Linked DNA regions of Homo sapiens: region 1 is linked to region 2. A link is an interaction called in ENCODE POLR2A ChIA-PET data of the cell type or tissue named here. Cell type or tissue: K562. All regions are shown on one strand. Each heading gives the region's core, and the rest is flanking DNA. Links, peaks and the distances in the headings are about the cores only. Region 1 overlaps MAD1L1 (mitotic arrest deficient 1 like 1). Region 2 has its middle 41 kb from the start of ELFN1-AS1.

Region 1 (15,185 bases), core at 4,189-12,188, 79 kb before region 2:
GGTTCAGCGCGGCAGGTGTTATGGTCGGTTCAGCGTGGCAGGCGTATGTTGGGTTCAGTGTGGCAGGTGTTACGGTGGGTTCAGCGTGGCAGGTGTATGTTGGGTTCAGCATGGCAGGTGTTACGGTAGGTTCAACGTGGCAGGCGTATGTTAGGTTCAGCGTGGCAGGTGTTACGGTTGGTTCGGCATGGCAGGCGTATGTTGGGTTCAGCGTGGCAGGTGTTACGGTGGGTTCAGCATGGCAGGCGTATGTTGGGTTCAGCGTGGCAGGTGTTACGGTAGGTTCATCGTGGCAGGCGTATGTTAGGTTCAGCGTGGCAGGTGTTATGGTCGGTTCAGCGTGGCAGGTGTTATGGTCGGTTCAGCGTGGCAGGCATATGTTGGGTTCAGCGTGGCAGGTGTTATGGTCGGTTCAGCGTGGCAGGCATATGTTGGGTTCAGCGTGGCAGGTGTTACGGTGGGTTCAGTGTGGCAGGTGTATGTTGGGTTCAGTGTGGCAGGTGTTACGGTGGGTTCAGCGTGGCAGGCATATGTTGGGTTCAGCGTGGCAGGCATATGTTGGGTTCAGCGTGGCAGGTGTTACGGTGGGTTCAGCGTGGCAGGCGTATGTTGGGTTCAGCGTGGCAGGTGTTATGGTCGGTTCAGCGTGGCAGGCTTATGTTGGGTTCAGTGTGGCAGGTGTATGTTGGGTTCAGCGTGGCAGGCATATGTTGGGTTCAGCGTGGCAGGTGTTACGGTGGGTTCAGCGTGGCAGGAGTATGTTGGGTTCAGCGTGGCAGGTGTTATGGTGGGTTCAGCATGGCAAGCGTATGTTGGGTTCAGCATGGCAGGTGTTACGGTAGGTTCACCGTGGCAGGCGTATGTTAGGTTCAGCGTGGCAGGTGTTACGGTCGGTTCAGCGTGGCAGGCATATGTTGGGTTCAGCGTGGCAGGTGTTATGGTCGGTTCAGCGTGGCAGGCATATGTTGGGTTCAGCATGGCAGGCATATGTTGGGCACCAACTAGGCCGGATGTGACACATCGTGAGCTGCCACCTGCACAGCCTTCCTGCCGACAGTTCTGGGCAGCGGCTCGCATCTGGGGTCAGTCACTCTCCCTGTCTCGGTTCAAGGTCAGGCTTGTTCTGCCGTGTCTGGGCCTCCCACACCTCACCTACCAATGTGGACTCCGGGTTGGCACGGCAGGGGCAGGGGAGGCACGGGCGAGGCACCCCTTGGCTTATGAAGTGCTCCAGCCAGCCGCCTGTTGGACCCCGTTGCTTCCTGGGCTCACAGCCTGCCTTGTGGGACGAGCCTGGGTCCTCCGTCAGCAGCTGGACCTGAACCTGCCTGCCCCATGGAGGCACTTGCGGGAGCCCAGTCTAGGTGTGGTGTGGCATCACCTCCTGCAGGGACAGTCGTGATGTGTTCCATGGAGCCCACGCACGTGATCTCCATGAGGCTGTGGTCCTCGGCCCCCTCAACCCGTGCTAGTGTGACAGTGCTGATTGACAATCGTAGCTCATTACCGACGCAGGCTAATTAAATTACCCTTCGGCAGCTGGAGATGGATGGCACAGCCAGGCTGGAACATGGTTATGTTCCGTTTTGTCACGTTTTTCAGTGTTTTTTCCCGGGTCCCTGTGATACTGAGGTTGGAGAGAAGGGGAGGCAGCAAAGGCGCTGGGAAGAGGGCCCTGGGGAGGTCACCTGCTCCCAGCTGCACGTGGGCTGAGCTCTTGCAGGCCATCGCTGTGCCCAACCCTGGGCTGGGGATTTAAGGAAACCTGGGGAGTTTAGGAACCTGGACTTGGTTCTTGCCCTTGAGAGCCTATAAGGTGGAGTTCAGGGAGAGCTAAGAGCCTGCGCCGAGGTAGATGCTGGGAACTCAGAGAGGCCTCTGGGAGAGGCTGTGGGAGGGGGTCCCAGGCAAGGGGTGCTCTCCACGTGGGCTGACTGCTCCTTCCCTGGCGTTCCCCCGGGCCTCTGTGGCCCCCACAGCAGCGTGTGTGCCTTCTCCTTGAGACCCAACCCCGCCCCATGCCGGCAGCCATGGGGGCGGGCGATGGTGCCTGGGCATGGATCGTTGCTCGGATGTTCCCGTCCCGGGCCTCACCGTCCACGTGTGGCCTGGACCAGTTGCGTCGGTGCCATTCGGGCCCCACCCCAGCCTGCCGAGCCAGAGCCTGCCTTTCACAGAGCCTTGGGGGAGTCCTACACACGCGAGGGTTTGGGCTGTGCCGGGCTAGCTTTCTGCCTGGCGCGGTGAGGCGGCGCTTCCGTGCTCAGCTTCGTCCGTGTGGGGAAGAGGCCAGGTTCTCCATGCAGAGGGTTGGTGTGCCAGGGCTTGCACCGCTGGGCCCCTGTGTGGGGAGGTCACACCTTCAGCTCCTTAGCTGACATGCTGGTCTTCTGGGCGTTCCCCTGGTGGTCGTCACTGCGTCCTGTTGGCCCCTTGGTGCTGAGCCGCATCCCCAACTGTGAGAACTCTCGCCTCTGGTTAAGGCTGTGAACACGCAGTGCGTGTCACTCCTACCCGGCATGGGCTGTGCTGACTTCCAGGCAGGCCGCAAGGGTATCGCATGACGCGCTGGAGAAATCCAAGCCTAATCCCAGGACCCCAGGATGATGCTCCATCCCTGGAGGGACCTCCAGGAGCTCCCTTCCCCACCCCCTGCTGAGCCTGTACTTTCTTTGTGTAAATTATCCGTGGGGTGGGGTGGGTGGGAGGCCTCGCTGGGGAGGACAGACATGGAGGGCCCCACTCCAGCAGCACGCAGCCCGGGAGGCGCGGCCTGCGTGGGAGCAGCCCGGGAAGCGTGGTGTGTGCTGGGCGGCAGCAGCCATGGAAGTCCACGCTGCCTCCACAGTACCCAGGAGCTGGGGAGGCAGTGACTTGAAATCTCAGAGCCAATTCCTTAAAAATCCAGAAAGTTCTAACTGATTTCGGTTATCAGCAGGTGGGGCTTGGCTCCCTGTTCTGCCTCAAGGTTATCTTGGCCAAATTGTCCACCCCAGGGGCCACTGTGGGGTCAGGAGTGCTGGTGTCTGGGGGGCCACAGTGCACCTCGCTGGGCTGAATGGCAGGGTGCAGGAGGGCCCACTCTGAGCGGGCACGGCAGGGACAGTGCTTACAGAGGTCAGTAGGGGAATTACTGCTGGCGTCTGCTCAGCGCCATGTGGGGCAGGGCAGGGCACTGGCCACACAGAGGACAGATGTGGAGGGCCCCTCAGAGACGGTTGTCGCCCCGTATTAGGGAAGACGGGAGAAGCGAGCACAGACACTGCTCTAATTATGTGGCTCTCATCTGGGCAGGGACTGCCTCCGATGCATCGCCATTTATTTTTAATAAGTCGTTGGAACAACTTCAGCTCCAATTATTGTCCCAGAGCTGATGGCAGGGGCCAGTGCTCAGCCCGTCCAGTCCCTCCAATGAGGGACTGTGTCACCTCCCTGTGCCACCCCTCCCATCCCCTACAGCCACCCTGCAGGAGCTCTGCCCCGGAGGCCAGGAAGCGTGGCCCTTCTCCCTGCCTGCAGGAGGCCTCAGGCGCAGGTTCCTGGAATGGAAATTGGGCCCGAGCCACCGGTAGAATCTGGCAGAGTGCTGCTGAGATGTGCAGAAGCCTCCGCGCCCCATGGCCCACCTCGCTCCTACTCACTGCACACCTGCAGTGGGATGCATGGCCCGCTTTGCACTCTGCAGAAGATTGGGCGAGCAGAAGGGCCAGATCTGTCCCAATTCCTGCGGCCCCCAGAGGAAGCTGCTGCCACCGCCTCATCCAGACCTGGAGCTCAGGCTGCAGTGCCGCCTTCCATGCTGGACCCGCTTCTCTCCTCTACATCTTCCGGGGGGGTCCTGCGGAGGCAGCCAGCACCTCTTCCTTGTCCCACACTTCCTTGTCCCGGCATTCCCCTCCTCCATTAGCCCCGAAGGCCTCTGGAGCTTGGGCTGGGCATGAGCTTCATGTGTGTCCCTGGCATGTGGTCAGTGATGCCAGGGGAGGCCTACGGTGCCCATGTCTGTGGCACTGACCGTGCCATCCATCTCACCAGCTTCTGCCTGCCTCTGTCTCCCACTTCGCCCCAGCTTGGCCCTAGATCTCCAAGTACTGCAGCCGACCTCAGCCCCTCACCCACTGGGCCAGCAGGTGCTGCTGTGGTGACCCACTCTGCGGTCAGGAGCCCAGCGGGCCCTGTAGTGAGTGCTGCCCACTACCTCCCCTACCTCCGAGCTGCACCTCCCCATCCCTACTGCAGGAGGACCGCTGTGGGCATGGAGAGCAGGCCAGCACAGTGAGACGCCTGCAGGAGCCTGGCCCAGCCAGCGCTGGCAGCTGAGCTGCCCATCTCTCCTCCTTGGCCCTCACCGGGCCCTATGTCGCTGCCTCCTGCTGCTTCCCCAGTCATGGTACACCCTCACTGAAGGCCCTCAGGGCTCCCGTCAGCCCGTGGAACAGATCTAGTTGGTTTTCACGATGTTCCCTGCCCTTCACCCCTGCCTGCCCCCAACGCTCCCGCCAAGCAGGACTGCTCTGGGGCTGGCCGGCAAGAGGTGCCATGGCCTCTGCGTTGCCTGCCTGTCCGCAGCCTCCCGTGGCGTCTCACACCAGCAGCTTCTCTGTAGCGCTCCCTGAGCCTCCTCTTCCCCACTTAAGACCTCTCCTCAGCACAGTGCACCCTCGTGTCTCTGCCCCAGAGACTGGAACCGTCTGGAGGGTGGAGCTCGCTCTCATCTCTTGCTTCAGCCCTTTGTTCCTGGGAGCATGTTACGGCCTCAGCCTGCAGTGGGGGCACAGGGAGCTTTACAGAACCAGTTAGGGTTCCAGGAGCAGGCTCTGCAAGGCTCCACCCTTGTCTTGGAGGGCAGAGGCTGTCGGGACCCACAGCGCAAGGGCCTAGGCGTCTATCTCCTCCCACCTGGGCACCTGGCTCCCAGAGCGCACCCGGGCTCTGCACCACCAACCTGGGCACCTGGCTTCCAGCATGTACTGAGGCCCTATACTCCCAACCCAGGCACCTGGCTCCCAGTGTGCACCCGGGCGTTCTGGCCCCCCTCCCACCAACCAGCCCTGCTGAGCATCTGTGCTCCCACCCACGGTCTGTCAGGGGGCACTCGTGGTCTCTGACATGGACATCCCTGGCTATCCCAAGAGTTTTGCTTCAAAACCAGCATGGTTCTCCAGACCCAGGACCACCCCACCCTCCCCTGGGGCGCATCACGGCTGTCTGCCTGGCCCATTGCGGGCCGATGGTGCCTGTCACGCTGGCAGGCTTGTCCAGGGCTTCCCCGAGGGCCCAGTGGCTCACTAGAGGCTGTCATCTGGCTCGTGGAGCCCCGAAGCCCCCAGGCGGTGCACAGGGCCTGCAAGCAGGAGGGGCTGCCATTCGAGAGAGAGAGCAGTCGCTGTAGATCCCGTAGCAGCCGCTCTCTGGGTCTGTGCCTTTGCGTCTCCAAGGCAGCCAGTCCTGATTAACTGTGCAAACTTAATTAGTTCACATCAAAGTTTGTGGAAGGCATTCCTCAAGGGATCTTGTGTGAACAGCCTCTGGTTACCAAGAGGCCTCAATTCCACACTGAGGTGATGGTATTAATATTGAGTATCCCTTCTCAGGTCTCCAGTCCTCCCTGCATCGTAAAAAGACTCATCTTCCCATCTGGCTGCTCCGTCGCCCTGCGCTTGTAAATAATATTAAAGCAATTTCTTCTGAGGAGACTGAAGGGAAGCTTGCAGGGCAGGGTGTCCTGAGACCTCTGAAAGCTCTGCTGTGGGCACTCAGGGCTACAGCCGGGCAGCAGCAGGGCTGGGATGCCCCGGGGCTGGCACCAGGCCTGGGGGCCCCATCTGTGCCCGGCAAGGTCAGCTTTGACTCAAGGGACAGGCAGACAGGCCTTGCAGACCCCCAAGAGCTTCTCTCTGGCCCTTCTTTCCCCAAGGAGGAGCCACTGTGGAGAGCTGGGGTCTTGGTGGGAAGCCTTGGGCCCCTGACTCTGTGGGCCAGATCCCATAGGGTGGGTGCTTGTGCACGCCTCACGCATGTGCCCCCTTCCGGGAGTCCCAGACAGGATGGGCCTGGTCACCTGCTCTGGACAGGGCAGACTGGGGACAGGGATGCTCCCGGAAGGGTGTCACTAGACAAGTGAGAGCGTGGTCAGTGGGCGTGAGGTGGGGACTTGAGCTGCGGGCGTGGTAGGTGTCTCAGTGCTTCAGTGTGGCTATACTAGAGCTCCTGAGACTGCGTGGTTTATGAGGAGGCTTATTCGACACAGGATTCTGCTGGCTGCAGAGTTCAAAATTGGACATTTGCATCTGGCAAGGTCCTCAGGCCGCATCCACTCCTGGCAGAAGTCGAGGGGAGCTGTTGTGTGCAGAGAGTACGCAGCGAGAAAGGGGCGGAGTGGGGGCGGGGGGCACCAGGCTCTCCCAACAGTGGGAACCCCCTCACCCCAGGGAGGGGGCCAGTCTGTTCACGAGGGCCCACCCTCACGGCCAAACACCTCCGGTTAGGCCCCACTCCAGTATCGAGGATCAGGGGTCCACGTGAGGTCGGGAGACAGACGTCCAGGCCACAGCCCCGCATGGGGGAAGGGCACCGCTGCAGCAGTTCTGGGCATCAGCTCGTGTGGATGTCTAAGGAATATTTCCTCGTCCTGACAAATTGCCCAGCAACTGTGTCATGGGGACTTTGCAAATCCACCCTTTAAAGACTCCCGGCAGGGGGGTGTTCAGAAGCCAGAAGCAATTTGGATAATGACCCATCCAGCCCTGAGCCCCAGTCAAAAGGAAGGGCTGGACCTTTGATCTGCAGGTTCCCTGGAGCTCTGGCCAAAGGCAAGTTCCCCCGAGTCCCGTCCAGGAAAGGGGCCCCGGGTCTGCCCTGCAGGGAGCCAGTGCTGAGCTGAGACAGGCCATGAGCCCTGCAGCCGCCTCCCCTCCTCCTTCAGGTGTTCAGGTGTCTCTGCTAGCAACACAAGTGGCCAGGAAAGCGGCTCCCCAACTGTCTGACCCTCCTGGAGACCCTGGCCCGGGGTCTTTGTTCCTCTGCAAGTCCCACCGGGCTGCGGGAATTCCTCCGCAGGGCCGCCCCGTCCCCATCCTGGCCAGTTTCTCCCTCGGCTTTCCTCGGGGCCCAGGCTGGAGTGCAGTGGCGCGATCTCGGCTCACTGCAACCTCTGCTCCTCCAGAGTAGTTTTAAGCAGTTCTCTGCCTCAGCCTCCAGAGTAGCTGGGATTACAGGTGCGTGCCACCATGCCTGGCTAATTTTTTGTATTTTTAGTAGAGACGGGGTTTCACCATCTTGGCCAGGCTGGTCTTGAACTCCTGACCTTGTGATCCACCTGGCTCGGCCTGCCAGAGTGCTGGGATTACAGGCAGGAGCCACCGCGCCTGGCCTTCCTCGGGGCTTTCTATCCTTGGGCCCCCGGGTGCCTGACGGGGCTGCAGGAGCACGGGAGCCCACGGTGTTCCGGGACTGCAGGCCGGCCACCCTCCACCCAGGAGCTCCAGGGAGCGGAGGGGCAAGATGGGGCAGGGCAGGGCAGCTGAGAACACAGGCTGAGCCCAGCGCGTGGGGTGTGGGCAGGTGACGGTCTCTGCAAGCCCAAGTCTCCTCCTGGGTCTGGGGGTGAGATGTGGCTGAAGTGCTGCTCAGGGGTCAGCCTCAGTACTGGCTCCCGGGCCTTCAGCCAGGCCGTGCTGTGCGGGGGCTTGTTCCAGACCCTCCCCAGGACTGAAGTGCTGTCTCATCTTTCTCCTCACAGAGGCCCTCAGTGGACCGCGAGGTCTCCCCGCCCAGGCCTTGTGACGGCCGTGCCGCTGGCCCCGGGCCTGCCGGTAGCTGCCTTTCTGCAGCCAGACTGTTAACAGGCTCTCTGCGGACCCTCACCAGTGCCTAACTAGATCCTGGCCCCAGGCCTTCCTCCCTGCCCTCTCGGGCCTGATGAGCCGCACCCGGCATTCACCCCGCCCTGGGCTCCGCTAACCCCGTCTTCGGAGGCCGAAGGAGTGAGGTCTTCAGCCCGTGCTGAGGCGGCCTCCTCGTGCGCTCAGATCTGGACGCCACCTGGCTTGCGGGGCTTGGGGCTCCCTCCTCTGGTTGGGGGGTTGGATGGAGGGTGCGGAGTGCAGCGTCCCCTCCCAGCCTCCAGGCCTGTGCAAGACGGCCCCACAATCAGCAACCAGGCAGTGAGGAGGAGGCTCTGGGTCTCCCCAACACATGTGGGACTTGTCTGATCCCCTGAAGACACGGACTCAGTCTAGTGCCCATGGGACCCTGACATCTGACCCTGCGGGCCCCTTTCTACGGCCGGCAAGTAGCTGTGGGCCCAGAGCCCACCTCAGACCAGTAGATGAGGGTTTCGGTGAATTGTTTTGTCTCTTTTGAGTTTGTTTTCATCGTCACTCTATTTATAGCAAGCACTGTTTTTTTTCATTTTACAGCAGTGATGTAAAGCTTCCTTTTTCACTGGGCCTATTGAAGCTAATAAGGAAAGTTGGGTTAAAGAAAATACTAAGTAAATAACAGGCCTGTAGGCAGACCGTTACCTAGATGGCAGCCACTTGCTGGACCGGCCAGGGCCGATGCCCTCAGCCTCCAGCAATGCCCCCTGAGTGGATCTGATGAACTTTATTGTACAGAGGATTCTGACACTGTGAAAGGTTGAGAGACTCACACAGCTTGGGAGGGGCAAGGCAGGGAGGGAGGGATCCAGGTCGGCCCTGCTGCAGTCTCGGGACTCTCCGGCACAAATCCTCAAGCCCCTGCCTCTGGGGTCCCCACCAGACTTCATGCACAGGACAGGGACATGAGGAGGGAAGGCCTCTGTGGAGCTTTGCCGTCTTCTAGGGCACAGTTCAAACTGTGGCTGCTTCTGCCTCCCAGGGGACCCGTGGCAACATCTGGAGATATTTCAGTCCTCACAGCTGGGGCCAGGCTGTTGGCCTCTGGTGGGCAGAGGCCCGGGGTGCTGCTCGGTGTGCTGAGGAGACCAACCCGGAGTAACCTGGCTCCCGAAGTCCAGAGCACCGAGGCTGCGGGGTGCCGCTCTTGGGGACGCCCCAGACACCCCTGAGCAGCTCCCCGAGTTTCTCTGTGGAGGAAATGGGTGGGGGTGTCCAGCCATGGCTGATGCCAGAGGCTCTGCAGGTCTAGGAGGCCTTCAAGAGACTCACTTCTCTAGTCACTCTGCGTCCCCTGCATGGCGGTGGGGCTCTGAGGCTGAGGGCACACCCCAGCCCTCTACGTTCCCAGCAGCTCCTGGGCTGGGGGGCCAGGAGTCCCTCCAACCAGGGGGCAGGCGGAGCAGTGTCCCTCCAACCAGGGGGCAGGCGGAGCAGTGTCCCTCCAACCAGGGGGCAGGCGGAGCAGTGTCCCTCCAACCAGGGGGCAGGCGGAGCAGTGTCCCTCCAACCAGGGGGCAGGCGGAGCAGTGTCCCTCCAACCAGGGGGCAGGCGGAGCAGTGTCCCTCCAACCAGGGGGCAGGCGGAGCAGTGTCCCTCCAACCAGGGGGCAGGCGGAGCAGTGTCCCTCCAACCAGGGGGCAGGCGGAGCAGTGTCCCTCCAACCAGGGGGCAGGCGGAGCAGTGTCCCTCCAACCAGGGGGCAGGCGGAGCAGTGTCCCTCCAACCAGGGGGCAGGCGGAGCAGTGTCCCTCCAACCAGGGGGCAGGCGGAGCAGTGTCCCTCCAACCAGGGGGCAGGCGGAGCAGTGTCCCTCCAACCAGGGGGCAGGCGGAGCAGTGTCCCTCCAACCAGGGGGCAGGCGGAGCAGTGTCCCTCCAACCAGGGGGCAGGCGGAGCAGTGACGCTTCTGTTTAGAGGCGTGTCCTGGCCCTTGTGGCCTTTAGTCCCCACCTCAGCCCCGTTGTCACTGGGAAAGGATAGCTTCAGCCAGGTGGAGCCATGTGCCCAGGGCCCTTGCCTAGAGGGGGACCAGCCCGGTCTCAGCCCAGCCCCCACCGGACCCAGCACCTGCCCTGCTCCCCAGAGCCTAGCCGTGGCCGAGCCCCAGCCTCAGCCCCGGGGGGTCACCAGCCTCCTGCCCGTCTTTGGTGGTTGTGGTTTGAATATGGAGGCAGTTGTCCAGTCAGGGGCAGGGTGAGCGGCCGCCTCTGGGCTTGCGTGCTGGGACTTGTGCGGTACAGACTGGGTGTCCCAGTGACGGCTTCCGAGGGGAGGGGCGGGCCAGGACAGAGGTGGACTCCATCGGGGCAGCTGCTGGTACAACCACCTATAGACTAGCCCCTCCAGGCAAGACCCAGAACTGGGTGGGAGATTTGACGGCCGGCCTGTCTGCCATGAGCTGGAGCTGCCGGAGAGCCCAGAAGGCACAGGGGTGACCCAGGGCAGCCTTGAGCTGTCCTCAGTGCAGTGCCCTTGTGCTCGGGATGCTCACGGCATCCCTTCCTGAGGCCGAGAGAGAGCACTTCAGAGAATCCTGAGATGTGAGCGGAGGTCAGGCCCCGGGGTGATGCCCAGGATGATGCCCAGGGGATCCTTATTCCCTGAGGCCGGCAGCCATGTGGGTGCAGTCGCCAGTAGCCCCTGCCCTCGGTTAGGCACCCAAGGGAGCCCCCAGGCAGAGCTGGGCAGCTTCGTTTTCCAGACCTTCACTGGGGAAGAACAAAGCGTTTTGTGAGGGACGAGGGACAGGAAACAGAGGCCACCCTGCAGGTTGTCACATTTAGGGAAACAGAGGCTGCCCTGCAGGATGTCACCCCTAGGGAGACAGAGGCTGCCCTGCAGGATGTCACCTCTAGGGAGACAGGGGCCACCACAGGATGTCAGGTCTAGGGAGACAGAGGCCGCCCCGCAGGATGTCAAGTCTAGGGACACAGAGGCCGCCCCGCAGGATGTCACATCTAGGGAGACAGAGGCCGCCCCGCCAGATGTCAGGTCTAGGGACACAGAGGCCGCCCCGCAGGATGTCAGGTCTAGGGAACAGAGGCCGCCCCGCAGGATGTCATGTCTAGGGACACAGAGGCCGCCCCACCAGATGTCAGGTCTAGGGACACAGAGGCCGCCCCGCAGGATGTCACATCTAGGGAGACAGAGGCCGCCCCGCCAGATGTCAGGTCTAGGGACACAGAGGCCGCCCCGCAGGATGTCAGGTCTAGGGACACAGAGGCCGCCCCGCCAGATGTCAGGTCTAGGGACACAGAGGCTGCCCCGCAGGATGTCAGGTCTAGGGAACAGAGGCCGCCCCACAGGATGTCACGTCTAGGGAGACAGAGGCAGCCCCACAGGATGTCACGTCTAGGGAGACAGAGGCCGCCCCGCAGGATGTCACATCTAGGGAGACAGAGGCAGCCCCGCCGGATGTCACATCTAGGGAGACAGAGGCCGCCCCGCCGGGTATCATGTCTAAGGGAGACAGAGGCCACCCCGCTGGATGTCACGTCTAGGGAGACAGAGGCCGCCCTGCAGGATGTCAGGTCTAGGGAACAGAGGCCGCCCTGCAGGATGTCACGTCTAGGGAACAGAGGGAGCCCTGCAGGGTGTCAGGTCTACGGAGAGCACCAGCTGAGGGGCTGGGGCTGTGCCTGGGGCCTGTCTCCTCCCTCCTCTGCAGGGCTGCCACTGGCATCCACTCCTTGCTGGCAAGGTCCCCATCATGGGTGCCATAAGGTCCCCAGAGAAAAACATAAAGTCCTGGCACCTGGGGCCACTCAGATCCCACTTGTGGGGCTTCCAGGTGGGATGCGCTCCGCCTCGCAGCCACCTGCCCCACCTGTGGGCAGCACTGACTTTTCAAAGCCCTTTGCACGGTAGCCGAAACACATATCCCTGTGGCTCTGCCCTGATCCTTCCCTGTGCAGAATGAGTTGGAATCAACGGGGAGATGCAAGCTGGAAGGGCCGATATGGAGACGCCTGGTGAACCTGCAGCCCCAGGAGGCTGTCGTTGCCACTGTGGCCTGGTCAGGGTTCTGATCATCACAGCTGCTGCGCACCCAGCTGTCTGCCTGAGCGTTCTGGGAAGTGGCTCTTCCTTCACACCAGGGGGAGGCAGGCTGGGGAAGCCCGGCGCCATCTCCCACTGCCTCTCTCAGGCATCTGGCCCTCCTGCGTGTGGGGTTGTGTGTGGAGGTCTGCTCCGTCTCTGCAGGCCTCTCTCAGGTGCCTGGCCCTCCTGCGTATGGGGTTTGGTGTGGAGGTCTGCTCCATCCCTCCACCTCTCCCATGCAGGCCGAGTCGGGGGACGCCCCCCAGATCTGAGCTGTGTCTGGGTGGCCTTTCAGAGCCTCAGTGGAAAGGCGTGGTGGTCCAGGTGGGTTGCAAGTCATGACCTGGGCCCCCTGCCCTGACCTGGGATCTCCCAGAGGTGGTCAGGCCCTGTCCCTGAAGCCAGGAGGGGCAGAGGCTCTGACTGCCCGTGCTCGTGAAGCATTCCTGCTGGGCCTACTTTCCAGCTGGGGGCCCCTTGCCCTGGGACCCCATGGTGGCCTAGTCTGTGGCCTCTGTGGCTTTCCTGTGGGCCTCGTGTCTGTGTAGCCCATGCGTCCTCGCCACCATGTGCCCTGCGCATGTTCTCACTATCCCAGTCTGCCCTGCACTGTGGCGTGGGTCTGACCCTAGCAGCCCCGCCAGGTAGGAGGAGGCACCGCGGGCGTCCTGGTGCCGGGACAGGGTCAGCAAGACCTGAATGAGTTTCAGGGCTGACCCCAGGACGCCTGTCCCTCAGGTGTGCAGAGGTGGGGGCACCACATGGGAGCCGGAGACGCCGTGGACGCCACCCTCTCACACGCAGAGCCCCTGGGTGGAAGGGAGGCCTCAGAAACCAAGGATTTCAGAGATCTCCAAGCCAGGTGGAGGCTGAGCCAAGGCAAAAACAAAAGCCATTCATCCCCTGTCATGCCCAGAGTGGGCCAGGAACGGAGTTGGGGTCCGGCCTTGGGGTGCAACTGGCCAGCCCATGTCCCCACTCAGATCCCAGCACCGCTATCTCCTGGTTGTGGCGAGCAGGGGACTCTGCCTGTGCTCCAAGACTCCCAACACTGCCACCGACGGGCGCGCCAGTGATGAGTTCCCTGCTCTCAGCCTGAGCCCGTGCTGAGGAAAAGCAAGCCTAAGAAATTAAAGCAGCTTTTAAATGTTAGACCTACCAATTAAAAAAAAGCAGTCACATGGAAACGTGCATTTTCCAGAACTCTGTTGTTTACTCCGTCATAATTAATACAGGCAGGGAGGAAAGTTCGGGCTCTGTGGACAGCGGTTGCCAGCGTGGGCCACAGCCAAGGGACTCGGCCCTGGGGACGGGAGGAAGGGCTGCCTCTGCAGGTTCTGCAGGGCCGGGGTGGACAAGAGCCTCCCTGGGCCCCCAGCCTGGAGGTCCCCAGGCACCACCTGCCTTCCTGGACTGAGTGGATGAGAAAGACAAGGACTGGCTGGGACATCAGAGCCTCAGAGGGGGCGTCGTGCTGGCCTAGCCGGGCAGGCCTCAGATGTAGCAGGACCAGGACGTCCCCCGGCCCCTGGTGAGCCCTGGCCTTGCCCACACTCCTGTGTCCTCTTTTTTGCTCCAAGGCCCCTCTTCCTCCTGTCCAGCTGGCCCAGCCCTTCCTTGTCCTTTCCCAGGCAGCCCTGGTCCAGGGGCTCATCCTCGGGCCCAGCCCCCTCACCTGAGCCCCGTTCATCCCAGCCGCAGCAGGGCAGAAACTCAAAAGATGGCAGCGAGGGGACCGTCCTGTTCCTCTGTCTGAAAACTCAGCTGCACACGCGGGGTGGGGGACTGTGAGGAGTGCCTATGTGACAGCAGAGGCCTGACTGTGGGTCATGGGGCCAGCAAGGGACCAGGCTGTGGCTGGCTGCCTCCCGGGGCATGACCAGGACACCGGCAGGCAGCCCTACCTTGTGCCGCCCCCCGAGCACAGCAAAGGCGGGTTTCAGGGGCCCTGAGCACTGAGTCAGAGGCTGTGGAAAGTCATCGCACCCACCCTCGCCCGAGACGTGGGACAGCCGTGCCTCCTGGTGGGGCTGCTGATGAAATCCTCGGGAAGGTGCCAGTACGGTCCGCGCTCGCGGCTCTTGCCTAAGAAACCGTGGCTCTGGCTGCTGTTGGTGAGGAGTCCTGGAGGTTCCCAGAGCCTCGGGCACCGAGGGGGAGACCCTGACACTGTCCTGCCTGCCCCACCAGTCTGCTCCCCGCAGCTCCTCGTCCTCACCCGAGTGCTGCTGGAGGGTTGGCAGGAGGCGTGACCAGCAGGGTCCAGCACAGTCAGGGTTTCCTGGGGGGTCCAGGAAACAGGATGAGCTGCTGTGTGGCAGCTCATGGTCAGCTCGGTCTGAAGGCCTCCCTGGGGACACACAGGCAGCGAGGTCCAGGCTCCCTCTCCCTCCCCCAGGGTGACAGAGCCTGGGAGAGGCCCGCAGGAGTCCCTCCAGCCGTTGTGGCCCGAGACCACGTTCCAGGGTTGGGTTACGTGTGGAACGTGGAGGCACGCGGGGTGCGCGTGGGCCCTGCCGCTGGCAGGAAGCAGGGACTGGTCTGGAGCGCGGCGGGGCTATGCCATCTTCGGGGCTGTGCCATCTTCCCTTCTGGGTTTGTGGAGGAGCCGCGAGCAGCTCCTCCTGAACTTTTCTTTATTAATGAATCTTATCTCTGCTCACACAGCACGCAGCGGATACAGGCCGCGGGTGATAAGCAGAGAGCGAGCAGGCCCCAATGAGAAATTACCTGCTCGTAGCCAGCAGATTAGCCGACAGCTGGCCAGCGGGGGCTGTGGGGGTGGGCGGTGCTCCGCGCGCTGGTTCCCCCTTCCCATCCCCCAACCCCGGCAGGGGCCGCTGGAGGCAGGGGGCCCCCACAGAGGCTGGCCTGTGGGGACTGGCGGGTTCTTCCCCGAGCACCTGGGACAGGCTGAGCCCAGAGCGTGGCCCCACGTCTTCAGCCAGAACCGAAGCGAGATGTTCCTTCCCTTCATTTCTCCCTGCGCCCAACCCGACCTGCTGGCCCCACAGGCACACCCCTCCCCGGTCCAGCCATGTCCCTATTCAGAGGCACGTGTGGAGAGGCGTCAGAAGCAGGAGGGCGCGGGGCCTTGCCACAGGCTGAAGGTCTGTGTCCCTCTAAAATCCATACGTTGAAATTCTAACGCCCAAGATGAGGGATTAGGAAGTGCAGCCCTTGGACTGGGATTAGCACTTTATGAAGAAGCCGAGAGCTCCCTCACCGCACCCCACGTGAGCGCACCGCGAGGAAGTGCC
Region 2 (15,185 bases), core at 3,788-11,787:
GCACTCCAGCCTGGGCAACAAGAATGAAACGCCATCTTAAAAAAAAAAAAATGATGATTTCAAAAATCAATGAAATTTGCTATTCCTTTTCTAAAGTTTTGAGTTCAGTGTATATTTAAATGTTTCTTTTAAATAGCTTATACTTCAGTCTTTTTCATCCAATTTTTACCTTCTATTTGAAGTGTTTAGTCAGTTTATATTTAATATAATTACTATAGATAAGTTTAAATACATCACATTATGTATTTATATATTTTATATTTGTCTGATACTTTTTTTTTTTTTGAGACAGAGTCTTGCTCTGTCACCCAGGCTAGAGTGCAGTGGCGTGATCTCGGCTCACTGCAACCTCTGCCTCCCGGGTTCAAGCGATTCTCCTGTCTCAGCCTCCCGAGTAGCTGGAATTACAGGCACGTGCCACCATGTCCAGCTAATTTTTGTATTTTTAGTAGAGATGGGGTTTCACCATGTTGGCCAGGCTGGTCTCAAACTCCTGACCTCAAGTGATCTGCACGCCTCGGCCTCACAAAGTGCTGGGATTACAGGTGTGAGCCACCTTGTCTGGCCTTGTCTGAAACGTTCTATGTTCCATTTTTACTTCTTTCCTTTTCTATATTCATCACTTATTTATATTAATTTGCTTATTCCATCTCATTAGCATTTTTTGTTTTTGAGACAGGGTCTCACTCTGTCACCCAGGCTGGATTGCAGGGACACAGTCACAGGTCACTGCAGCTTCAAACTCCCCAAGCTAAGGTGATCCTCCCATCTCAGCCTTGTGAGTAGCTTGGACTACAGGTGTGCACTACCACGCCCAGCTCATTTTTTGGGGAGTTTTTTTTTTTTGGTTGTTTTTTGTAGAAACAGGGCCTCACTATGTTGCCCAGGCCAGTCTCGAACTCCTGGCCTCAAGTGATCCCCCCACCTTGGCCTCCCAAAGTGCTGTGATTATAGGTGTGAGCCACTGCGCTCGGCCAGTATTCAGTGTTCTAAATTCCCTCCTGTGTACCACTTTGGCAGCATTTCAAAAATTCTGCTATGTTGTGTTTCTATCATCATTCACTTCAAACTCCTTACTAATTTCCCTTTTTGATTTCTTCTTTGACCTGTGGATTGCTTAGAAGTGTTTATTTTTGTCCCCAAATATTTGGGTATTCTCTAGAAATCTTTGTTACTGCTTGTTTGTTTTTGAGATGGAGTTTTGCTCTTGTCACCCAGGCTGGAGGGCAGTGACGCAATCTTGGCTCACCGCAACCTCCGCCTCCCGGGTTGAAGTGATTCTCGTGCCTCAGCCTCCTGAGTAGCTGGGATTACAGGTGCCTGCCACCATGCCCAGCTGATTTTTGTACTTTTAGTAGAGACAGGGTTTCACCATGTTGATCAGGCTGGTCTCGAACTCCTGACCTCAGGTGATCCACCCGCCTTGGCCTCCCAAAGTGCTGGGATTACAGGCGTGAGCCACCATGCCCAGCCTCTGTTACTGGTTTTAACTTAATTCGATTGAGGTGAGAGAACACACTTTGTATGATTTGAATCTTTTCAAGTTTATTGAGACTTGTTTATGGCCCTAAATAGGGTCTACCTTCGTGAATATTCCACGTGCAACTTAAAAGAACTCATTCTCCTGTTGCTGGGTTGAACATTCTGTAAATATCAAGTCCATCGAGGTGGCCAGTGGTGATGTCCCGATCTTGTGAGCTCTTAGTGGTTTTCTGTGTGCCTGTCTGATTGGTCATTGAGAGGGCAGTGTTGAAATCACTGTCATCGATTTCTCTACGTCTCTTTACCATTCTGTTGGGTTTTGCTTCGTGTATTTTTTTGGGGGGATTTTGTTTTGTTTTTGCTTTTTGAGACAGAGTCTCGCTGTCACCCAGGCTGGCGTGCAGTGACTCAATCTTGGCTCACTGCAACCTCCACCTCCTGGGTACAAGGATATATCATGCCTCAGCCTCCTGAGTAGCTGGGACTATAGACAAGCACCACGATGCTCGGCTAATTTTTTGTATTTTTAGTAGAGACAGGGTTTTGCCATGTTGGCCTGGCTGGTCTCAAACTCCTGACCTCAGGTGGTCCACCCACCTTGGCCTCCCAAAGTGCTGGGATGACAGGCGTGAGCCACCACGCCCGGCCAGCTTAGTGTATTTTGAAACTCTGCTGTTAGGTGCATTAAAGTCCACGAATCGCTTTCCGGAGTGGGTGAGGAGGAGCCTCTACAAAGCTCCAGCTCTCTCTGCAGCTCCCTCCTCCCCAGGATTCTGCTTTGTTCTCTCCATCCGTCCTTATCTCCCTGGACCCTCAGCTCCATTTCCTCAGCTCTGTGAGTCCAGCAGCTCAGCCGGGGTCCCCCTCCCTGTGTCATGGTCTGTGAACTCTCCAGGCAGGATTCTGGAGAATCATAAGGCTCGCTCAAGGAGGGAAAAATCGGAGAAAATCTAAATGTTGTAAAAGAGATATACTTAAGAGATAAATATATGTTCAAATTATTTTTTATTCAAGCAGAGAATATAACTTTTGAGTGTCTATGTGACAGAAAGACTGACAATACATTGAGATGCAAAAAAAAAAAATTGAGTGGAGCATTTTCTCAAACAGCAATGCATTATAACTTGAAATTAAGAAGCATTTTATGATTCAGTTGCACGTGTAAAGCATTCTGCTAAATGAGTCTTGGGTCAAAGAGGAAATAAAAACTGCACTTAAACTCTGTAACGATGGAGAAAATAATCGCTGTTTAAACTTAGATCCAGCTAAGACTATGAAAAAAAAATACATAGGATTAAATGTTTTCATTATTTAACAAGCAGAAATGAAGCTAGTGGGTTAAAGACATCAAGACACATGTCAAGAAAGCAGGAGGAAGCAATACATAAAAACAGAATTTATGTGAATAATAGTTTATTAGTGACACGTAGAAACTCTAAGTTGATTCTTTGTAACTAATATTAACAGTCTGATGGCAAGTACGCTATGTGTTTTTATTTTATTTTATTTTTTGAGACAGAGTCACCCAGGCTGGAGTGCAGTGATACAAACTCCACTTGCTGCAAACTCCGCCTCCTGGGTTCAAGCAATTCTCCTGCCTCAGCCTCCCAAGTGGCTGGGATTACAGGCATGAGCCATCTCATCCAGTGAATTTTTCTATTTTCAGTAGAGACGGGGTTTCACTATTTTGGCAAGGCTGGTCTCGAACTCGTGACCTCAAATGATCCGCCCACCTTGGCCTCCCAACGTGCTGGGATTATAGATGCGAGCCACCGCGCCCGGCCACTGTGTGTTTTAAGAAGCTGTCCAGGTGATGCTCACACATGCTAAAATCTGAGTCACTGTGAAGGTGGCTTTCGAGGCAGATACACCAGATTAATTGAACACCCCCAATGTGGCGCTCCTCCGTGCCTGATGAGAGCGCCTGTGCCCGCCAGGTGCTGTAGAGGAAAAAGGGGCAGATGCCCCCAACGTGTGGCCCATGCACCGGCAGTACCAGCATCACCCGAGAGCTCCTGAGACATGCAGATTCTCAGGCCTGCCCCAGCCTGTCTTGGTCCAAAACTCTGGAGGGGGTGCTGGGAACCTCTGCTAACAAGCTCTGCTAACAAGGACTCGGATATAAGCTAAGGTTGAGAGCTCTGGACTAGAGACCCTGCAATTACTCCCTGCAAAACACCTAAATTACATTGCCAGAATGAACCTGCAAGCAACCAAAAGAAATTCTGGGAGTCCATGGACAAAATGACAGCCAGAGTCCAAGAGGCAGGAGAGGGGCTGAAGCCAGCAGATACTCGGGGAGCGAAGGTGGCTCTGACACGGCGACTCTGTCCTAAGAGGGACGGGGCACCAAGCCTGGGGACCACACTGGGAAGGGGTCAGAGAGCACCCAGCCTGAAGCCAGCATTCTGGAATGGCTGCCCCCTTCAGGAAAAGGCGAACTAGGAAACATCCTGAGCCTTAGTCGGCAGGGAAACTGTCTTAACCTTAGTACCAGGCAAGTTTATTTCTTAAATCCCGAGAGAATGTGCAGCACTGACCAGCCCTGCCACGGGCTTGGCTCCTAAATCTTCTGCTCTTTGCATGACCCCAAAATGACAAGGTGAGAATTGTAATTAATTTTATTTATTTATTTTTTGGAGATGGAGTCTCGCTTTATCACCCCGGCTGGAGTGCAGTGGTGCAATCTTGGCTCACTGCAACCTCTGCCTCCCAGGTTCAAGCAATTCTCCTGCCTCAGCCTCCTGAGTAGCTGGGATTACAGGTGCCCGCCGCCATACCCAGCTAATTTTTATATTTTTAGTAGAGATGGGGTTTCACCATGTTGGCCGGGCTGGTCTTGAACTCCTGACCTCAGGTGATCTGCCTGCCTCGGCCTCCCAAAATGTTGGGATTACAGGCGTGAGCCACCGTGCCCAACTGAGAATTGTAATTTAATGTGGATTTGTAGTGCCTCAGGAACCTGCCCAAAACAAACACATTTTCCTCTGGAGGAATATGCCTCAACCCAGGCCTTAGAGAATGTCCAAGGTCAAGTTCAAATATATATTTACATATAATATGTACAATAATATGATTTTAATAAAAAAACTACCAGAAAGCAAGACACCATGTAAAAGATCAGCCCAAATAACAAATAGAACTTGGCCCAGAAAGACCTGGGATATTGGTCTTAATGAAAACAGCATATAAAACACAACGTTTAATATTTTTAAAGACCTGAAATAGGGAAATGAAAACATAGTAAGAGAATTTAAAAACTAGGAAAGAAACAAAGTAAAACAAATATAGTCATGAATAAATCTTAAATCACTGGGAAGATTAGACAGCAGATAAATACAGCTAAACAGAGAATTAGAAAATTGGGGCCGGGTACAGTGGCTCACACCTGTAATCCCAGCACTTTGGGAAGTCGAGGCAGGTGGATCACCTGAGATCAGGAGGTAGAGATCAGCCTGGCCAACATGGCAAAACGTTGTCACTACTAAAAATATAAAAATTAGCCAGACATGGTGGCACATATCTGTAATCCCAGCTACTTCGAAGGTTGAGGCAGGAGAATCACTTGAACCCGGGAGATGGAGGTTGAGATTGAGCTGAGATTGAGCCACTGCACTCCAGCCTGGGCAACAGAGTGAGACTCTGTCTCGAAAAAAAAAAAAAAAAAAAAAAGAAAAAGAAAAAGAAAAAGAAAAAATTGGCAGACTAGAAGGTAGACCTGCGGAAAATCCACAGACTGCAGCACAAGGGCTGAACACAGACTGACACAGCTGAAGGGAGAATTAGTAGACTGGAAGTTGATATTACAGGGAATGTAGCACCAAGAAAATCAGAGGTGAAAAGACAGGCTCTGAGACACAGAAGGTCAGGGGAGAAGGTCCGGCACAGGGCTAATTGGTGCTGCAGAAAGAAATTCTGCACAGAATAGGAGAGAAGCACTGTCAGGAGGGATAATGGCAAAGGATTTCCTAGAATGAATGAAAGACATAGTCTTTCAGATAAGGAAACCCAGATGAATCCAAGCAGGAAGAGTAGAAATCCATTCAGAGGTGCCTCATAGTGGAACTGCAGAACATGACACACAGGGCTTAAAAGCTGCACCAGAGAACATACAGGTCACCCATACACTACAACAAACAGACCACCTACGACTTCCTATCACACATAAAAGAAGCAAAAAAGGAACAGGAACAACTATCTTCCAAGTTTAGACAGAAAAAAACTGTTAAAGAAAAGCTCTAAAATTGTATGCCCACGGCCAGGCGTGGTGGCTCATGCCTATAATCCCAGCCGAGGCAGGTGGATCACCTGAGGTCAGGAGTTCGAGACCAGCCTGGCCAACATGGTGAAACCCCATCTCTACTAAAAATACAAAATATTAGTTGGGTGTAGTGGCAGGTGCCTGTAGTCCCAGCTACTCAGGAGGCTGAGGCAGGAGAATTGCTTGAACCTGAGAGGTGGAGGTTGCAGTGAGCCGCGACTGCACCACTGCCCTCTAGCCTGGGTGACAGAGCAAGACTCTGTCTCAAAAAAATAAAAATAAAATAATAAATAATAAAAATAAAAAACAAAAAAGACACTCCTAAAATGTTAGTACAGGGATTGGTTGAAAAAAGAACGAAAAAATACAGTACAGGGATTGGTTGAATGAAAAAATACAGTACAGAGATTGGTTGAATGAAAAAATATGGTACAGGGATTGGTTGAAAAAAGAATGAAAAATATTCTTTTTTTTTTGGAGACTGAAATACAGTACAGGATTGGTTGAAAAACACAGTACAGGGATTGGTTGAAAAATACAGTACAGGGATTGGTTGAATGAAAAAATACAGTACAGGGATTGGTTGAAAAAATACAGTACAGGGATTGGTTGAATGAAAAAATACAGTACAGGGATTGGTTGAAAAAAGAATGAAAATATTCTTTTTTTTGTGTGAGACTGAAATACAGTACAGGATTGGTTGAAAAACACAGTACAGGGATTGGTTGAAAAATACAGTACAGGGATTGGGTGAATGAAAAAATACAGTACAGGGATTGGTTGAAAAAAGAATGAAAAATATTCTTTTTGTTTTTGTTTTTTTTTTTTTTTTGGAGACGGAGTTTGCTCTTGTTGCCTAGTCTGGAGTGCAGTGGCACAATCTCGGCTCACTGCAACCTCCACCCCCGGGTTCAAGTGATTCTCCTGCCTCAGCCTCCCGAGTCACTAGGATTACCGGCATGCACCACCAAGCCCGGCTAATTTTGTATTTTTAGTAGAGACGGGGTTTCTCCACGTTGGTCAGGCTGGTCTCGAACTCCCAACCTCATCAGGTGATCCACCCACCTCGGCCTCCCAAAGTGCTGGGATTACAGGCGTGAGCCACTGTGCCCAGCCAGGAAAATAATATTCTGATCAAAATGCAAAAAGCATTGCCAGGGATAAAGAGGTCACAATATGGCGCTGACTCAGGAGAACTACAGAAGAATTCTGAACGTGTATGTACCTATTAGGGTAACTTTAAATTTTATAAAGAAAGCAAATTACACAAGAAATGGCTACAAGAAGAAACTGATCAATCCAGCAGCACACAGGGAGATTTTAACACGCCTCCTTCAGTAATTGATAGAACAAGCAAATAAAAATCAGTAAGGATTTAGAAGATCTGAGCGACAAAGTAACAAACTTGATCCGCAAGATATTTATAGGATTCTGTATACAATAACCGGAGAATATGCTTTCTTCTCCAGGGCCCAAGAAACATTATAGAACTGACTACATATTCAGCCATCAATCAAACCTAAATAGACCTGGAAGGACTGGTACCATAGTAACAGCATTCTCTGAGCACAACGCCAAGTAGTTTAGAAGTCAATAACAATGAAAGAAACCTAAAGCCTAAAAATCTTAATAAATCTAGAAATTTAAAAACATATTTCTAATTACCCACGGGTAAAAAAGTCTCATAATGGAAATTCAGAAATACTTAAGACTAAATAGTGAAAATACCAAAAATGATCATGAATTGTAACACCATATGGTGATAAGTACTTTGTAGTCATAAACGCATATATTAGAAGAAAATCCCCTAAAAATTAATAAGTACCCAACTTAAAAAGTTAGAACAGGAAAATAATTCCAAAGAAAATGAAAGGAAGATAATAAAGGCAACCAGAAATTAATAAAATAGAAAATAAAAATACAATGGGGAGGAATTATAGAGTTGATTTTTTGGAAGAACTAATATAGCTGAACTAAACCTCTAGCAAGACTAATCAATTTTTTTAAAAAATAGAAAACACAAGAACTATTGGGATAGAGAAAATGAACATTACTACACAGGAGAGTAGAGGCTGAAAAGTTAATAAGGGAATATTATGGGCTGGGCGCAGTGGCTCACGCCTGTAATCCCAGCACTTTGGGAGGCTGAGCGGGGGGGGGGGGGGGCAGATCACCAGAGGTCAGGAGTTCGAGACCAGCCTGACCCATATGGTGAAATCCTGTCTCTACTAAAAATATAAAAAATCAGCTGGGCGTGGTGTCAGGCACCTATAGTCCCAGCCACTCGGGAGGCTGAGGCAGGAGAATGGCATGAACTCAGGAGGTGGTGCTTGCAGTGAGCCGAGATCCCGCCACTGTACTCCAGCCTGGGCAACAGAGCAAGACTCTGTCTCAAAAAAAAAAAAAAAAAAAAAATTAGCTGGGCTTGGTGGCACTTGCCTGTAACCCCAGCTACTTGAGAGGCTGAGACAGGAGAATCACTTGAATCTGGGAGGTGGAGGTTGCAGTGAGCCGAGATTGCACCACTGCACTCCAGCCTGGGTGACACAGTGAGACTCCATCTGAAAAAAAAAAAAAAAGAAAAAGGGAATATTATGAACATCTTTTTGCAAATAAATTTGATAATTAGATGAAATGGACACATTCCCAGGAAAATACAAATTCCCAAAACAGACTCAGAAGAGACATCCTGAATCGCACTATAAACAACAACAAAGATTTAATCAGTATTTTAGAAATCTTCTCACAATACAAAAACGAGGCTCAGCTTGTTTTGTGAGCAAGTTCTAGCAAAGCATTCCAGGCACAGATGATTTCCATCTTATTCAAAGTCTTCCAGGAAAGACAGCCAAAGGGAGTGCTCCCGAGCAGATTCTCTGATGATTAGAAAATCCTTGTGCCCGATAGACAAGGGTGGTAAGAGAAGTGAAGTTAATGACACTCTCTTTAATAAGCATATACACAAAATCTCTGAAACAACAACAACAAAAATCAAACCATCTAGCAGTGATGTGGGACAGGCGAGCCCCAGAGTAGGGCTTAGCTGGTGAGGGTTCTTAGCTTCGCCTAGGACAGACTACAAGGGAAAGCTGGCAGTGGGGTAGAATGAGGCAGCTTTACTGAGGTGGCGGGGTTACAGCCCCATGGCTGTTCCCACAGGGCAGGGCCACCCCGCGGGCAGTGTGTCCAGAGTAACAACTTGGGAGGAGTTCTGCAATCATACCTACACCCACTTTCTTTCTTTCTTTTTTTTTTTTTGAGACAGAGTCTCGCTCTGTCACCCAGGCTGGAGTGCAGTGGTGCTATCTTGGCTCACTGCAACCTCCACCTCCTGGGTTCAAGCGATTCTCCTGCCTCACCCTCCCGAGTAGCCGGGATTACAGGTGCCCGCCACCACACCCGGCTAATTTTTGTATTTTTAGTGGAGACAGGGTTTCACCATGTTGGCCAGGCTGGTGCCAAACTCCTGACCTCAAGTGATCCGCCCTCCTTGTCCTCCCAAAGTGCTGGGATTACAGCTGTGAGCCACTACGCCCAAACTTCACTTTCAAATATACGTAAGTTAAAGGGCAAGTTATTTAGAAATTTCTAGAAAAGGGATGATAACTTCCAGGTCACTGCCATGAAAAGGGGTGGTAACTTTCGGGTGTTGCCATGGCAATGCTAAACTGTTGCGGCGCTGGTGGGCCTGTCTTAGGGAGAAGAGCTTTCAGTGCCTCTTCTGTGTTTTAGCTAGTCTTCAATCAGGTCTGGAGTTGACTCCCACCTCCTACCTCAATAGTGTTATATGTACCGTCAAGCAATGCTCAACCCTGGGGATACATTCTGAGACATGCGTAGAATATTATATGCATATTGCTATAATGTTATAGCACCATATCTGTTTGTCTGCACGCATGTTGTTGGACGATTTCGTCACGTGTAAGTGACCTTCCACAGATCCAGTAGTGTACTCTAAGATGGCAGAGCCTACCCCATGGCCAGGCTGTACGGTGTGGCCTGTGGCTCCTGGGCTCCAGGGCTCCAAATGTGCACAGCAGGTGACAGCACTGAACGCTGCAGGCAACTGCAGCACAATACTGTATGTCTGTATGTCTCAACACATCTAAACACAGAGAAGGTGCCGTGAAAACACAGGATCAGTGACTTTAAAGTGGCGTACCTGATATGGCACTTAGCACGAACGGAGCTTGCGGGAGTGGAAGTTGCTCTGGGTGAGTCGGTGAGAGAGGGTGAGTGAGTGTGAAGGCCTGGGACGTTACTGTGCACCACTGGAGACTATTTTTTTGAGACAGGGTCTCGCTCTGTCGCCTAGGCTGGAGTGTAGTGGCACCATCTCGGCTCACTGCAACCTCTATTTCCCAGGTTCAAGCGATTCTTCTGCCTCAGCCTCCTGAGTAGCTGGGACTACAGGCGTGCACCATCAAACCCTGCTAATTTTTGTATTTTTAGTAGAGATGGGGTTTTGCCATGTTGGCCAAGCTGGTCTCGAACTCCTGACTTCTTGTGATCCAACTGCCTCGGCCTCCCAAAATGCTGGGATTATAGGTGTGAGCCACCCTTCCTGGCCTACTGAAGACTTTATAAACACTGTATACTTAAGCTATACTCTGTTTATTAAAAATATTTTTTCTTCAATAATAAAGTAACCTTAGCTTACTGTTACTTTGTAAACTTTAAAAAAATTTTTACTTTTTGGTAATACTTAGCTTAAAACACAAACACGTTGTACAGCTGTACAAAAATATTTTCTTTCTTTATTTTGTAAGTAAGTTTTTTTCTATTAAGGTTGGTGCAAAAATAATACCATTACTTTTTAATCCCATTACTTTTAATGGCAAAAACTGCAATTACTTTTGCACCAACCTAGTATTTTTGAAACTTTTTTCTACCTTTTTTTTTTTTTTTTTTTTTTGATGGAGTCTCGCTGTGTCATCCAGGCTGGAGTGCAGTGGCACGATCTCAGCTCACTGCAACCTCCGCCTCCCAGGTTCAAGCAATTCTCCTGCCTCAGCCTCCTGGGAAGCTAGGATTACAGGCACATGCCACTATGCCTGGCTAATTTTTGTATTTTTAGTAGAGACGGGGTTTCACCATGTTGTCCAGGCTGGTCTTGAACTCCTGACCTCAGGTTATCCTCCTGCCTCGGCCTCCCAAAGTGCTGGGATTACAGGCATGACCCACTGTACCCTTTTTTCTACTTAAAAAATTTTTTGTTACAAACAGAAACACACATATTAGCCCAGTATTAGCCTAGGCCTACACGGGGTCAGGATCGCCAATATCACTGACTTCCCCTCCATATCCTGTCCCAATGGAGGGCTTCAGCAATCCCTCCTGAAGGACCTGCCTGAGGCTGCTTTATAGTTACTTTGTTTTTGTTTTTAATCAGTAGTAGTATACTCTAAGATCATGATAAAAAAGTTGGCCGGGTGTGGCGGCTCACGCTTGTAATCCCAGCACTTTGGGAGGCCGAGGCGGGCGGATCATGAGGTCAGGAGATCGATACCATCCTGGCTAACACAGTGAAACCCCATCTCTACTAAAAACACAAAAGATTAGCAGGGCGCGGTGGCAGGCGCCTGTAGTCTCAGCTACTCGGGAGGCTGAGGCGGGAGAATAGCGTGAACCCGGGAGGCAGAGCTTGCAGTGAGCCGAGATCGCGCCACTGCACTCCAGCCTGGGCGACAGAGTGAGACTCCATCTCAAAAAAAAAAAAAAAAAAAAAAGTATAGGATAGTATATACATGAACTAGTGACACAGTGGTTTATCATCATTTGCAAGTACTGTGCACTGGACGTAATTGTATGTGCTAGACTTTCCTATGACTGGTGGTGCAGAGGGCTTGTTTACCCCAGCATCACGGGTGCGTACACACACATACACACACGAGTAACGTACTGCACGGTGACGTGACGATGGCCACCACAGCACCAGGCGACAGGGAATCTTCAGATCCACTACAATCTCTCATGAGACCCCTGTCGGATGTGCAGTTAGTCACTGACCAAAATGTTTCTACGCGGCGCACGACTGTGTATACATTTGGTCATAATGCTTTTCTAAAAAACAGTGTCTCACTCTGTTGCCCAGGCTGGAGTGCAGTGACACAATCATAGCTCACTGCAGCCTTGAACTCCTGGGCTCAAGTGATCCTCCCACCTCAGCCTCCCAAGTAGCTGGGACTACAGGTGCATGCCACCACACCTGGCTAATTTTTTTTTATTTTTTGTAGAGATGGGATCTTGCTATGTTGCCCCCAGGCTGGTTTCAAACTCCTGGCCTCAAGCGATCCTCCCGCCTTGGCCTCCCAAAGTGCTGGGATTATAGGTGTGAGCCACTGTGCCTGGCCCATAATGTGCTTTATCTATATAATTTGGTTATAATGTGATAGCATGATCTCTTTATGTGTGTGCCTGTATCTGTAACACATTATGACCAAATCAAGTTTATCCCTGGATTGAAACGGTGCCTTAACATTAGGAAATACATTTATACATTCTCCATAGTAACAGAATAAGGAAGGAACATCTCTGGTCATCTCGCTAGCATAGGAAAAATGCTTTTTTAATTTTGTTTTTATTTTTTGAGACAAGGGCTCTCTGTGTCACCCAGGCTGGAGTGCAGTGGTGCAATCACAGCTCACTGCAGGCTTGACTTCCCAGGCTCAAGCGATCCTCCCTCCTCAGCTTCCCAAGTATCTGGAATCACAGGTGTGCAACCACCATGCTTGGCTAGTATTTTTTAAACTTTCACTGGAGACAGGGTCTCCAACGTCTGACTGGTCAGACAGTGTTGCTCAGGCTGGTCTCAAACTCCTGAACTAAAGTGATCCTCCTGCCTCGGCTTCCCAAAGTGCTACAATTATAGGCGTGAGGCACTGCACCTGGCCAGGAAAAACATTTAAAAAAACATAATATCTATGTATCCATAATAAAAATGCATAGCAAAGGGAAGACAACTTCCTTAACCCCAAACCTCAGCCACATGGTATAGCAGCGATGACTTCTGGAAGAACACACAGGATTTTCATGAAGCTTGATGAACTGATTCTAGAATTTAGAGCAGAGTCAAGAACAGTCAAAACGCTCTTGAAGAAGCTAGGAGGGACTTCGCCTCCCAGGTCATAGGGCATATTGTAAATCTGTAGTAACTAAAGGAGTTATGTCATTCTAGTCAAAGGGACAGGATAGACTGAGAGCTCAGAGAGGCACGTGTGACTATATAAACTCGATGCATGGCAAAGGGGGTGCCATAAATCAGCAGGAGGAAACGGACATTCGATAAATGGTGCTTGGGCAACTGGTTATCCCCGTGGGGAGGGGAGCAGGAATGGTATTCAACCATCACTTCATATCAAAAAACAGAAATCAAGGTACAAACATGAGATACAAAGAGCACAAGATACAAAAAGCACAGTGTGACGCAGAAGACTCACACCACAAAGAGAGAAAGTACTATCTGCAACTATAATCACAATGAGCATGTCTGTTTATCAAAAGTCAACACAAAGAAGGTGAAAACAGAGGACGCACACTCAGAGAAGACAATTCCAGCATGCACCTAACTGACAAAGGGTTAGCGTCTAGAATGAAGACTTCCTAAAATCCAAAAGAGAAAAATGACAACCTGATGGAAAGATGGATAAAGGCATGAATAGGCTTTCACTGGAAACAACACACAAATGGCCAACGATGGTCCATCTCAAAGTATTCCAACAAATGGCCAGGCGTGGTGGCTCATGCCTGTTACCCTAGCACTTTGGGAGGCTGAGGCAGGCGGATTAGGAGGTCGGGAGTTCAAGACCAGCCTGGCCAACATGGTGAAACCCCGTCTCTACTAAAAATAGAAAAATTAGCCAGGCGTGGTGGTGCACGCCTGTAATCCCAGTTACTCGGGAGGCTGAGGCAGGAGAATTGCTTGAACCTGGGAGGCAGAGATTGCAGTGAGCTGAGATGGTACCATTGCACTCCAGCCTGGGCAATAGAGTGAGACTCCATCTCAAAAAAAAAAAAAAGTATTACAAGAAATGGAAATGAAAACTTTAACAGGGCACCATTTTGTATAGACTAGACTGACAACAATGATCACGTCTAATGATGTCCAGTGTTAGCAAGGATGTTGGTTGGCAGAGACTCTCGTGCACTGATGGCTGTTCTGAAAATGAATTTCAAATGATCTAGCCATGCCGATGATGTGATACCCTTTGGCCCAGCAATTCCGCTCCTAGGTACAGGCCCGAGACAAACTTCTGCACCAGAGCTCCAGGACAGGACAGACCACTACATCATGGTTCACAAGATCAAACCACCAGAAAAAACTCGATTTCCATGTAACAGATGAATAAATATATGGATGTATATTCATACAATGAAGCACAACACAGAACTGGAGATTAAAGAACTACAGCCATGCCCACCAGTAGATGAATCTTCAAATAATTTTGAATAAAAAACAAGTCGTAAGGGCCAGGCACAGTGGCTCACGTCTGTAATCCCAGTGCTTTGGGAGGCTGAGATGGGAAGATGGCTTGAGTCCAGGAGTTCAAGATCAGCCTGGGCAACATAACAAGACCACATCTCAACAAAAATAAAAAGAATTAGCTGAGCATGGTGGTGCGTGCATCTGTAATCTCAGTTATTTGGATGGCTGAGGCAGGATGATGACTTGAGCCAAGGAGTTTGAGGCTGCAGTGAGCCATGACTGCACCACTGCACTCTAGCCTGGGCAACAAAGACCCAGCTTATTTAAAAAAAAAAAAAAAAAAAAAAAAAAAAAAGCAAGGTGCAAAAAAACAGAATACATACACCGACACCATTTTTATGTATAATTAAAATTAACAAGTAAACACTATTTATGGATGTACCTAAAAGTAGTATCATTAGAATAATTATAAGGAAAAGCAATATCATGATAATAAAAATTAATTCAGACTAGTGGTCACCTCTGGGGTCCAGAGCATGGGATAAAAGAATGGTACAAGGCGCATAACAGGTTCCCGGGTACTTGTTCTGTTCCTAAACTCCCTGATTTTTATATCTATTTTTATATGTTATTGTATGTCAAATAGCTTTCTTTAAAAAAAAAAAGTATTAGAATTCATAAGAGCCCAATAAAGCAGTCAGCTTAAAAATGTGTATTCTGGGCTGGGCGCGGTGCATCACACCTGTAATCCCAGCACTTTGGGAGGCCAAGGCAGGCGGATCACGAGGTCATGAGATCGAGACCATCCTGGCTAACATGGTGAAACCCCGTCTCTACTAAAAATACAAAAAAATTAAGAGTGAGACCCTGTCTCAAAAAAAAAGAAAGAAAGAAAGAAAAGAAAAAAGTAAAAGGAAAGTTTTTCAATACTTAAGGAAAAAAGACAATCAACAGACAGCAGTCCCAGAATAACCCAGGTAACTTTTTTTAATTCATGAGGTTAAGATGAACAATCTG

Evidence for each region. ChIA-PET counts read pairs that join two places held together with the same protein. Peaks named below come from ENCODE experiments on the same cell type or tissue, not always from the same donor. Only the 100,000 strongest peaks of a DNase experiment are listed, where the experiment ranks them.
Region 1: POLR2A ChIA-PET joins it to region 2 with 6 read pairs; 2 of 35 experiments call an interaction of 5 or more read pairs at or near these places.

The regions. Positions count from the first base shown.
Region 1 is chr7:1,855,995-1,871,179 of GRCh38, reverse strand. The region is part of intron 18 of MAD1L1 (mitotic arrest deficient 1 like 1); the gene reads left to right. Among named protein-coding and RNA genes, the nearest start is that of MIR4655, 19 kb to the right of the region's middle. RefSeq lists enhancers at 7,188-7,862, 8,797-9,613, 9,614-10,431, 12,051-12,857, 12,858-13,665 and 1 more. In K562, for the core only: no CTCF peak of the experiment used is centred there; DNase peaks (open chromatin) are centred at 7,891 and 7,990.
Region 2 is chr7:1,776,130-1,791,314 of GRCh38, reverse strand. No RefSeq gene overlaps it. Among named protein-coding and RNA genes, the nearest start is that of ELFN1-AS1, 41 kb to the right of the region's middle. In K562, for the core only: no CTCF peak of the experiment used is centred there; no DNase peak of the experiment used is centred there; H3K27me3 peaks cover 165 bases.